Linked DNA regions of Mus musculus: region 1 is linked to region 2. A link is a loop called in an ENCODE intact Hi-C map of the cell type or tissue named here. Cell type or tissue: left cerebral cortex. All regions are shown on one strand. Each heading gives the region's core, and the rest is flanking DNA. Links, peaks and the distances in the headings are about the cores only.

Region 1 (5,324 bases), core at 707-4,706, 69 kb before region 2:
GTCACCAAAGTGACCCACCCTCCTGGAAACTTGCTTATCAAGAGATCTGTGCAGTGAGCGCATGGCATTCCAGACCCAGGCCATGAGACTGAAGCCAGCACCTCCTCTGAGGAGAAGCCACGAGTGCGTCTGGCCACTTCAATGTCCTGCTTACCAGCACCCAAGATCTACACGAGCCTCCCCCACAGCATCAAGAGACACTCCTGGGAAGTTGGCCTATGTGTATAGAGTACTACCAAGTGTCACCCCCACCCTCCTGAGGGTTTAGGTTTGATCTAACCCTGGGGTCCAGACATCTAGAAAGTTCTATTATCACCTTGGTTCCCCTTCAGCTCTTTTATCCACTCGGCATGAGCTATGGCTTCTCTGTTTCTCCTCCCTCCTTCCTTAACTGTTTCCTATTTTTCTTCTTTTCCTCCTCTCGCTTATCCCTTGCTCTCCTCTTGTCTTCTTTATCCCTGTCTCTCCCTCCTTCCTCAGTTTGGTTCCTATCATTAGTCTCTCCTCATCACTTCCCCACCCCTTTCCAGGTGCTCTGTCCTGAGTCTCTATCTCCTCCCCGACAGAGCTTGTATTCCCAGCTCAGAAGCTGGGGCCTGCTGCTGCAGCCAGTGGTGAGAGCCCTTGGCTGGGGACTGGGAACTGCACCCTTGCCACAAGACAGCTATGATTGGTTCCCTGCCTGGGAGTGGCTCTCTGGTTTGGAGGTATATTTGCAGGATTGAAGCCACCTATTTGTGTCAACTCCAGGGTAGCTGCTAAAAGGAAACTCACTTGACTTCTTCCTCCAATTCAGCAGCAGTAGCAGAGCCCACTTGGCTTTATACCAGGTGAAAGTGGTTGCCAGGCAGGCAGCAGGCTCTGCCCTTAAGGAGCTAGGTCCAGGTTCGACAGTAGTCCTGCACAGCGATACCTAAGGTCATGCCTTCATGCCTGTACTTTGTTTTCTGTGTTCTCCTCATCCTCCCTGCCCTCACCTCCTGGCTCCTTCCTCCTTCCCCAAGTACCCAGTGCCCCCAGGCGGTTCAGAGTCCGACAGCCCAACCTGGAGACCATCAACCTGGAGTGGGACCACCCAGAGCACCCCAACGGAATCCTGATTGGATACATCCTCAGATACGTGCCCTGTATGTTCTGCTTCCCTGCTTTCTCTGAATCCGATACAATCACAGACCATTTCTCACTAGTTTCTTGAGGAGTGGAGATCAGAAGCCTATGGGCGCAGAGGGCATTCCGTAGGAAATGTGAACGCTAAGGGAGAGCTCTCCATAACTAAGGGAGCAAGCAGAACCCAGTCCCTGCTCTTCTTATACAGCCCCGCCTGTAGGAGGCAGTAATCCCAGCCCTCTGGAAGCTGGTAGTCTTCAGCACCTACAAGGCTATGCAGAAGAGTTCCTCTCCCATTAGCCCTTCTATGTGATGGGCAAATGGTGTGTGCGCAGGCATCTGAGGATGCTCAGGAGTCTCCATAGGAACAGGGATGCCATCACACTTCAACAATGTTAAGACGTCCAGTGTAGACAGTGCTGCCCCTCTCTGGGAAGCCCAAAGGGCCAGGGACCTGTTACTGACACTTTAGCAGTGTGTCTTCCATGCTGTTCTGAATTGATCTCTGGATCTGACCTTTACCCTCCTGTATTGAAGAAAGTGTGGTCTTTTACAAAAGAGGCAGTAGCAATCAAGGCCCTGGGGGATTTCCCCGGTTCTATTTGGACAGAAGAGAAGAATTCCAAAGATTTGACCTTGACCGGGGGCTTGGGAAGTGCAAGCTGAGCTTTTAGAATTGGCCACGAGACTTTCAGGAGGCTAGAGACGCTGGGCTCAGTGACAAATGTGAACCCTGAGGAACACTGGAAGTTCCTCAGTACTTATAGTGGGAGGTCCCGATGCCCGCCTTTAAATCAGGTCTTGAGTATTGCTGGGCAGGGGCCACATTCCTCTTCCAGAAACTCCGAAAGCTGTCCTATCAAACCTCCCACTTGTCTCTCTCCCCAGTTAATGGAACCAAACTGGGAAAGCAGATGGTGGAAAACTTCTCTCCCAATCAGACCAAGTTCTCTGTGCAGAGAGCAGACCCAGTGTCGCGTTACCGCTTCTCCCTCAGTGCCAGGACACAGGTGGGCTCTGGAGAAGCAGCCACAGAGGAGTCCCCAGCACCTCCAAATGAAGGTAGGTCCACGGTGGCAGTCCTTGGAGTAAAAGGCCCTAACTAATCTAGACACCTAGAGAAACACACCAGAAGCTGGGTTTGGCCTTCCCGGCTAGAAAGGAAGTGAGGCCACAGAACCTCAGGCCCACTGCAGGAGACAGCCTGACTTGGGTACTGAGAGATATCAGTAGTGTATCGGGAAAGATCATCACTCTTAGATGTACAGGCGGACTGGTCCTCCACTTTGCCCTGACTTACTCAGCTACTTATCAACTATCTGTCCTTGCAGGGGAATAAGGAAGGACATGTGAGACGACAGGCAATCAGGGGGACATGAGAAATAACCATCCTGATGAACTCCAAAGAGTCAAACTGCTCATCTACTGAGAGTCCTCCCTGAGGACTCTGGGAACATCCTGTCTTTTGCCAAGGGCATAGAGAGCCAAGGAGATAGGGCAAAGTGCTTGCCTGGATCAAAAGCAGAGCAGGAAATAATATGTTCTCCCTTTACAACATGAATAAGATGAGGTGTCTGGTTGCAGAGAGGTGGGAGCTGGGAACAACTCTTGCCAAGCCAGCTTCACAAACAGCAAGTGAACTCAGTCAAGGCCAGTTCTAACCTCTAAGATCCCAAGCCAGAGCTGTGCCTGACCTGAGTGTACAGTAGAGGGCGCTCTCGGCTCATTTGCATGCATTGCTGGTTTCAGTGTAACCTCCCAAAAAATTGGACCCTAAAAGCCTCAATACTGGCAGCGCCTTATAAATGGTGAGCACTCTCTACCTCTCCAGAGAGACAATAGTCTATGCAACAGTAATTTTTTTGAGGACCCACCCTCATGTACCAAGCCAGGCACTGCACCAGTAGCAAGGGAGATAAAGATAGTAAGAAGTTCACAATGTCTAGAGACGTCCTCAATAATGGTTCTTTGTCTTTCTGCCTGAATGAAGGTGTTGCCAAGGGCAGGAAGTTTGGGGAGATTCAATATGTAAGGGGAGACCAAAAGGGCGATGTGAATAAGTATTCCTGGGACTGTCATATGATCGTGACTAGTGCCTGTCTCCCATGAGGTCCTGTGGTCTCCTCCTGATCCAGATGTGCTCTTCTGAGCATTCTCATCTGTGTCCCAGGAGAGCGCTGTGCTTCCTAAGGGGACGGCCAGGCCCTGCTGCTTCAGCACAGTATTCTTGTACAGCTGCAGCAGCAGTTGGGAAAGGACTGTCAGCCCCCTGTGTCCCTCTCTGGTCTCCTAGATAAGGAGTAGTCACACAACAAACTCCCGATCCTGGTGTCCTCTTCCAACCCCTGGACATTCAGGAAGTTGGTTAGGGCTGCTACCAGAGACTGACAGACTAGGGTACACTCTCTCTGTACTTCTAGAGATGTCCAGAAAGCCTCTCTTCCCGCCTCAGGGCAGCAGACAAAGCCACTTTGTCCAACCCCAGTGACCATGATGGGGGAATTCCTGCAACTCCAGAGAACAGAGATGGTTTTGGATTTGTGGAAATTGTTCAGAGATCTATTCTAGAGCTCTCAATCATATTTGTGTTCCTAATCTTATGAACTACAACTAATGGGGAAAACTGAGGCAGCAGAAAACCAGATCACATGCTTTCAGAGCCCCAGGGCCTTCAGCGCCATCATACTTTGAACATATGAGCCTGGGACGGTCCCTTGCCCTACTATCAAGCATCTTGCAGGGGATCTTGTTGCCTAGAATTGGCTGCTCCTGCACCACCTACATTTTTATCCTCAATTCCTGGCATCGTAGAGGATCACTTAGCCCAGCCAGGGTAGGACAAATCCTGGGGGGAAAAGCTGGAATATAACACTCTGCCTGAATTGTGCCTTGCAGACACCTCTTATATGGCAAGCCCTTGATTATGGATAGAAATGTGTTAGGTCTCTAAGCCCCAGGTGGAATAACGACAACCCGCCTAGCTCCGGTGGGGTAGAGCATGACGCCCTGAACACCACTTAGCATCCTCAGGGTTGCATCTAGCACCTGGCCATACCCCTGGAGTCAGGCTGGCGCCAGACCCTTTCTGTTCTCCTCTGTGGTCTCACCTATGCTGTTTTCTCTTCCCTCTCTCATCCTCTCTCCCTCTCTCTCTGGCCATCTTGGGTGCTGTGTCTGAAGCTACTCCAACTGCAGGTATTGTACCATCAACAGAGGTAATGGGCATGGCTCGGGGCAGTGCAAATGGAGCCCATGCTGGCCAGAGCCCAGCAAGAGGAAGTGGCGAGGGCTGAAAGCATGCTCCAGGTCACCCTTTCAGTGGAGAAGCCAAACTTGAAAGGAAGGTGTTTAGAGAGCATTGACTAGAGGATGTGAGCATGCTCTCTCCTTTCATATAATGCTTGTCCTTACGAAAGAGGCTGGCTCAGAAGTGGTCTCACATGTAGAACCCTCTGAAGCTGAGAGAAAACCTGTTGTGGCCACCTGAGCCTTGCTGGACCTGACATCTCTGATCATAGAGATGCTCTTAGAAGGTGTGCTATAGAGGGAACAGCTGGTTCCTGGCCCTGGTGACACCACAATCCCCCTGAAAGGGTGAACACACTGCATGCTGGCCTTTGCATGCTGCATGGGGGGACCCAGCGCCATTCCACCAGCTAGCGTATGTTCCATTCAGTGAGAATAAGCAAGCACGTCTCTGAGTGAGACCAGGGCTCCAGAGCCTGGAGCCTCAATGTGTGTCAGGGATTGATGGTCTTGACTCCAGGAACTCAGCTCCTCAGTATTTGGTATGGAGACAGACCCCCTCCTTTGGGGTCAGGAGCTGGCCAGGTGGGTCTGTGACAAAAGCCAACCTGCTAACAAGTTTCTCCTCCAGTCTTCATGCTGTTGGTTTGAGGGCCATCAAAGCTCTACCAAGGGCTGCCCTCAAGCCAGAGAAACTAGGCAAGGGCTGCCTGGGTTCCTTTCCTAGTCCTCTGAGCTTGGATTTTCCCACAAGTTAGGAGATGAGGGCATTCCAGGGTACACGAGAGCCTGCATAAAGAAACAAGTTTTGTTAAGACACACCTTTAGGTGAGAGAATCAAGAACCAGGCAGGAATCCGAGCTTGCTCTGTATTTCCTAGCTCACTTGGTTTGCTTCCTACCAACACCCGTTTATTTCCGCCCACTGCTTCCTACATTGATTCTGCTTCTGTTGCATACCCCCTTATGGTT
Region 2 (5,324 bases), core at 637-4,636:
CCGCTGGCTCCTCAACGAGTTCCCCAACTTCATCCCAACGGATGGGCGTCACTTCGTGTCCCAGACCACAGGGAACCTGTACATCGCCCGCACCAATGCCTCGGACCTGGGCAACTACTCTTGCCTGGCTACCAGCCACCTGGACTTCTCCACCAAGAGCGTCTTCAGCAAATTCGCGCAGCTCAACCTGGCTGCTGAAGGTCAGGATCTAGGGTAATGGAGGCTGAAAGGGTCAATAGGCCTTGGAGAAATGGTATTCTACCAAGCTTAAGAATTGCAGCTCAGAATATATGAGGTCCTGCTGCCGGGTCTCAGATCCTTGCCCCAGGCCCCCCAGAAAAAGAGAACATTTGGAGATTCCAAATATTTATGTGGTGATCTGTGAACTTTGGAAGGCATGGGCCCTAATACAAAGCACCTCCCTGGAGCCCTTTGCATGTGGTTCACACAGTCAATCTCTCTCTCCCCTCCACCCCCCCAGATCCTCGACTCTTTGCTCCCAGTATCAAAGCCCGGTTCCCCCCAGAGACGTACGCACTGGTTGGGCAGCAGGTCACCCTGGAGTGCTTTGCCTTTGGGAAGTAAGTACCATCAGGACAAGAGTGTCCTGGGCCCAGGCAGGGTTTCATTTCAAAGCCCCTCAAGAGCAGGAGGGATCACAGAGTTAAAGAGAACAAAGTCAATAGACTAACAGAGTCCTGGACACAAAACAGGCACCACCCACTACCTATAAAACAAGTTCTGCCAGTGAGACATCACATACACACACACACACACACACACACACTCACACACACACACTCACAAACACACACTCACTCACACACACACACATACACACTCACTCACACACACACACTCACACACACACACTCACACACACACACTCACAAACACACACACTCACTCACACACACACACATACTCACTCACTCACACACACTCACTCACTCACACACACACTCACACACACACACACACTCACTCACACACACTCACTCACACACACACTCACACACACACTCACACACACTCACACACACTCACACACACACAGATGGAGGGGCTTTATAGGCATGAGGGAGTCATGTGGCCTCCCAACAGTAAACAGTAAAATCCTAAGCAGTTTAAGGAGCAAGCCAGGGCTAGCAGCAGAAAAAACAGTGTGCCGACCCCATCCTGCTGGTTCAAAGCTCAGCTTCAACACTTGCTGGCTGGGAGACCTCGGGCAAACAACCTCACATCTGAGGCTCAGCTCTAGGACTGACGGATGGTCAGGGTTGACAGTGGCTAAAGGATTCTTACAAAGATCAGTTGGGTCCATGGATACCAGGCCCTGAGAGTGGTGCTTGGTGCTTTGACAGGTGTGGCATGAATGTTACATTAGCCATTTCACAAATTACAGCAGAAAGGCTTGCTTCTCTTTCTTGCTGTCCCGGAAAAAGGATCCTCTAGAGCAAGGGTCATTGCTTTCTGCTGTGTGGGATGTTCTTGAGCATCCAGGAAACATGTATAAATGAGCAGGGTAACATGTTGATTCCTCAGATCCAATGGTTCCCTAGCCCATTTTAATGTCCAAATTACTAATAACTAACATGCCTTGGAAAGGCGGGGTGATGATAAAAGGGACCTATAAAAGCCTGTTCCTAGTCTCGTTTGTGCCCTCTTCCCGTCTGTCCCCTCCCAAACAGGAGTCCCCTTCACCTTGTCCAGTGCTTCAGGAGGGCCTGCGAGTGTGAGCATAGGCTCTGTGGACACTCGAGAAACATGCTCAGCTCAGCTCATCCCCTCTGGCTCTTTCTCCCCTGCCAGCCCTGTTCCCAGGATCAAGTGGCGCAAAGTGGATGGTTCCTTGTCCCCTCAGTGGGGCACAGCAGAGCCCACCCTGCAGATCCCCAGTGTTAGCTTTGAAGATGAGGGTACCTATGAATGTGAGGCAGAGAACTCCAAGGGCCGTGACACCGTCCAGGGACGCATCATTGTGCAAGGTACTGAGCTGGAGATACCTCCGTCTTCCCTGAGGAAGCAGCATGAAAATCCAAGAGACTGGGAGGCCTTCTGCTTGAGCCTTCTGACCCTTGCCAGGACTGCTAAACATAGCTGGAGAGGCCGTTTCAGAGCTCAGCGGGGGCATACAGAAAGCACACAAGTATTTCAAAAGATTTAGTTGCTAAATCAGTCCCTGGCACAACCAGAGAGTGCCAGCTTCTTCGCCCTCATTTCTTTGTTCTCTCCAGCCCAGAATACCAACAGCGCCCTCTGCTGTCACTTACAAATACTGCAGCCTTATAATTCCCTATTCCTCTCTTTCTTCCCCACAGCTCAGCCTGAGTGGCTAAAGGTGATCTCAGACACAGAAGCCGACATTGGTTCCAACTTACGTTGGGGCTGTGCTGCGGCAGGCAAGCCTCGGCCCATGGTGCGCTGGCTGAGAAACGGGGAACCTCTGGCCTCCCAGGTAGGAAACCAAGGCTTCCTCCCACACGACCACCCTCTTCTGCTGCCTGGCCCGCTTACCCTGCTGGGCCAACCAAGGGGTCTTGGGACGTTCTGGTGCTTCTTCTCACAGAGAGATACATGGCCACAGGTGGGTCACCTGTGTAGCATCACAGAGATCTGGGATCCCTCCATCAACCAGAAATGTAACCTTAATCTAGCCTCCAGGAGACCTAAAGGACCAGGCAGCCCTGAAGTAGACCTATATTCATGAACCCTCATGCTGAGGGATGTTAGCTTACAGCCTCTGCAGCACACCACCACCATCACCATCACCACCCGCCCCTGACTCCTTCCTGGCCTCCAGTGGTCCTCATCTTCCTGCCTTGGCTCTTCTGCACAGAACCGGGTGGAGGTCTTGGCTGGGGACCTGCGATTCTCTAAGCTGAACCTGGAGGACTCCGGCATGTACCAGTGTGTGGCAGAAAACAAGCATGGCACCATCTATGCCAGTGCTGAGCTGGCTGTACAAGGTAAAGGACCCAGGAGGCAGGGACAGCCCTGGTGCTTGAAGGTTGTGTCTGGCTGGGCTTCTCCAAATGCACACTTGCAGGCTCGTGTGCTAACATACACATGTATGTTCTTTCTTGTTTTCCAATGGCCCCTGAGTAGCACCAGTTTCAAGACATGAGACTGAGAGTTTTCCAAAGACATGGTTTTTGGGTTTTTTTTTTTTGTTTGTTTGTTTTTGTTTTTACTTGCTGCATTGAAAAGATCTGATCTGTATTTAACCTAGTTCCTTCAGCTCTGTGGCCTGTGGCAAGTTACCTGATTCTATGCCTCAGTTTCCTGATTTTAAAAAATGCTTCATCCTGTCCTTGAACAGCGCTTTGAGGGGAATTGAAATTCAAAGGGTGAACTATGACAGGCCTGACATTCAGACGGGGACAAGGAACACCAGCCACTTGAGCTTACAAGGCACGTTTTCTCTGCTGCAAGATGAACGTTAGAAGCCTTTATTAAGTTTAATAAGGCTCAACAAAGACTTACTCGTTTTATTTTTTATTTTATTTGTACGAATGCCTGTATTTGTATGTGTATCACATGTTACAGAAGTCAAAAGAAAGTGTAGATTCTCCTGAAACTGGAGTTACAGATGGTTGTGAGCCACTGGGCACTGGAAATTAAACTCAGGTCCATGCTCTGACTTACTGAGCCATCTCTCCAGCCCCAAGACTCTTCCTTTCATTCAATTATTCAACCAATAACTTACAAAGCATCTCATGAGGAGCAAATACAGTAGTACTTAAATACTTAAAGTACTGTACAAGAAAAGGGAGAGGAACAAACTTAGAATTTATTCCAGAGAACCCTAAAAGTATGGTTAAAAAAATACCAAGGACAGCAGTGGTACCCAGGTGAGCAGGTTAGATGGGGTGGTCAGGAAAGACTCTGAGGAAGTCACGTTTAGACTGTGACCTGAGGGAGACAGACTTGTAAATATCTGGGGAAGTTTCAGGTAATATGCATGCAGACACAATGATCCAAAGGCAGGTAAGACTTGGCATTCAGGGGGTTAAAAGGAAAGCTATGGGGCGTGGAGGTGGAAAGATGACTCATCAGTTAAGAGGACTGGCTGCTCTTACACAGCAGACCCAGGTTCCATCCCCAGTACCCACAGGGTGGCTCACAACTACCTCTAATTCCAGTTCCAGAGACTCATACGCCCTCTTCTGGCCGCCTTAGGCACTGCATGCAAGTGGTACCCAGACATACAAGCAGGCAAAACATTCATATATATATATATGTGTGTGTGTGTGTGTGTGTGTGTGTGTGTGTGTAAAGTAAAAATAAAAGAAGTCTTTAAAAGAAAAAGGGAAAAAGTTGAAAGCAAGACAGACAGTTGGAGCGTGTGAGAGGGACGAGTGGAGCCAGATGTGATGACACAGGGGTAGATGAGTTCTAGAGATGTTGCTGCCACTTGACAAGTTGGTCTCCAGAGGCCAGATGCTTAGCACATAGCCAGGTGACATCTTAGTTGAGGTGGGCGGGTGGCTATCTCGAGGGTGAGTGTTTGAGCACCCTCTCTCCTGCAGCTCTGGCCCCAGACTTCAGGCAGAACCCTGTGAGGCGGCTGATCCCTGCAGCCCGAGGGGGAGAGATCAGTATCCCGTGCCAGCCCCGTGCGGCTCCAAAAGCTACAATACTGTGGAGCAAGGGTACTGAGATTCTGGGGAACAGTACCAGGTAGGTTCTGTGTGCCACCGCTGAGATGACGTCTTGGAGGTCAGTCCCCTTCCAATGGCCACGGTGTGTCCCTCAGTTGACTAGATCTTTTTCTGTCCTTGCTGCAGAGTGACTGTCACTTTGGACGGCACCTTGATTATCAGAAACATCAGTCGATCGGATGAAGGCAAATATACCTGCTTTGCTGAGAACTTCATGGGCAAAGCCAACAGTACCGGGATCCTGTCTGTGCGAGGTAAGGACTGTGGTCTGTTCAGATGCTGGGATGCTGTTCTGCCAACCATCTGCTCTTGGCTTCCTATACATCTGCTTTCAAGGCAACGTCAGAACTCAGTCTCTCTTGGGACCACCCCTGGCCAGCCTCCAGAATCTGACCACTCATGAATATGCATCTCTTCTAGGGGTACAGGCCAGAGCCTCTCTCCTTCCTGGGCTTTTTCCCTCACAGAGCCTTGTTTTGTTGTTGCTGTTTTGCTTTGTAGATGCAACGAAGATCACGCTAGCTCCTTCGAGTGCTGACATCAATGTGGGTGATAACCTGACCCTACAGTGCCACGCCTCGCATGACCCCACTATGGACCTCACGTTCACCTGGACCCTGGATGACTTCCCTGTTGACTTTGATAAGCCTGGAGGTCACT

The links. Hi-C counts contacts between places; a loop is a spot of excess contacts. Peaks named below come from ENCODE experiments on the same cell type or tissue, not always from the same donor. Only the 100,000 strongest peaks of a DNase experiment are listed, where the experiment ranks them.
Region 1: it touches region 2 in a loop (7-fold over the local background); 40 of 42 quality-filtered maps call a loop at or near these places.

The regions. Positions count from the first base shown.
Region 1 is chr1:132,592,329-132,597,652 of GRCm38, reverse strand. Nfasc (neurofascin) reads left to right here. Exons shown (of 30, transcript NM_182716.4): 22 at 1,005-1,127; 23 at 1,996-2,169; 24 at 4,288-4,302. Among named protein-coding and RNA genes, the nearest start is that of Gm51646, 47 kb to the right of the region's middle. In left cerebral cortex, for the core only: CTCF peaks have their summits at 1,321 (motif pointing right) and 2,811 (motif pointing right); a DNase peak (open chromatin) is centred at 2,814.
Region 2 is chr1:132,522,952-132,528,275 of GRCm38, reverse strand. It overlaps Cntn2 (contactin 2), which reads left to right. Exons shown (of 23, transcript NM_177129.5): 6 at 1-200; 7 at 482-581; 8 at 1,813-1,988; 9 at 2,322-2,458; 10 at 2,840-2,969; 11 at 4,533-4,683; 12 at 4,791-4,918; 13 at 5,166-5,324. Among named protein-coding and RNA genes, the nearest start is that of Cntn2, 17 kb to the left of the region's middle. In left cerebral cortex, for the core only: CTCF peaks have their summits at 2,266 (motif pointing left) and 4,154 (motif pointing left); DNase peaks (open chromatin) are centred at 2,237 and 4,164; H3K27ac peaks cover 554 bases.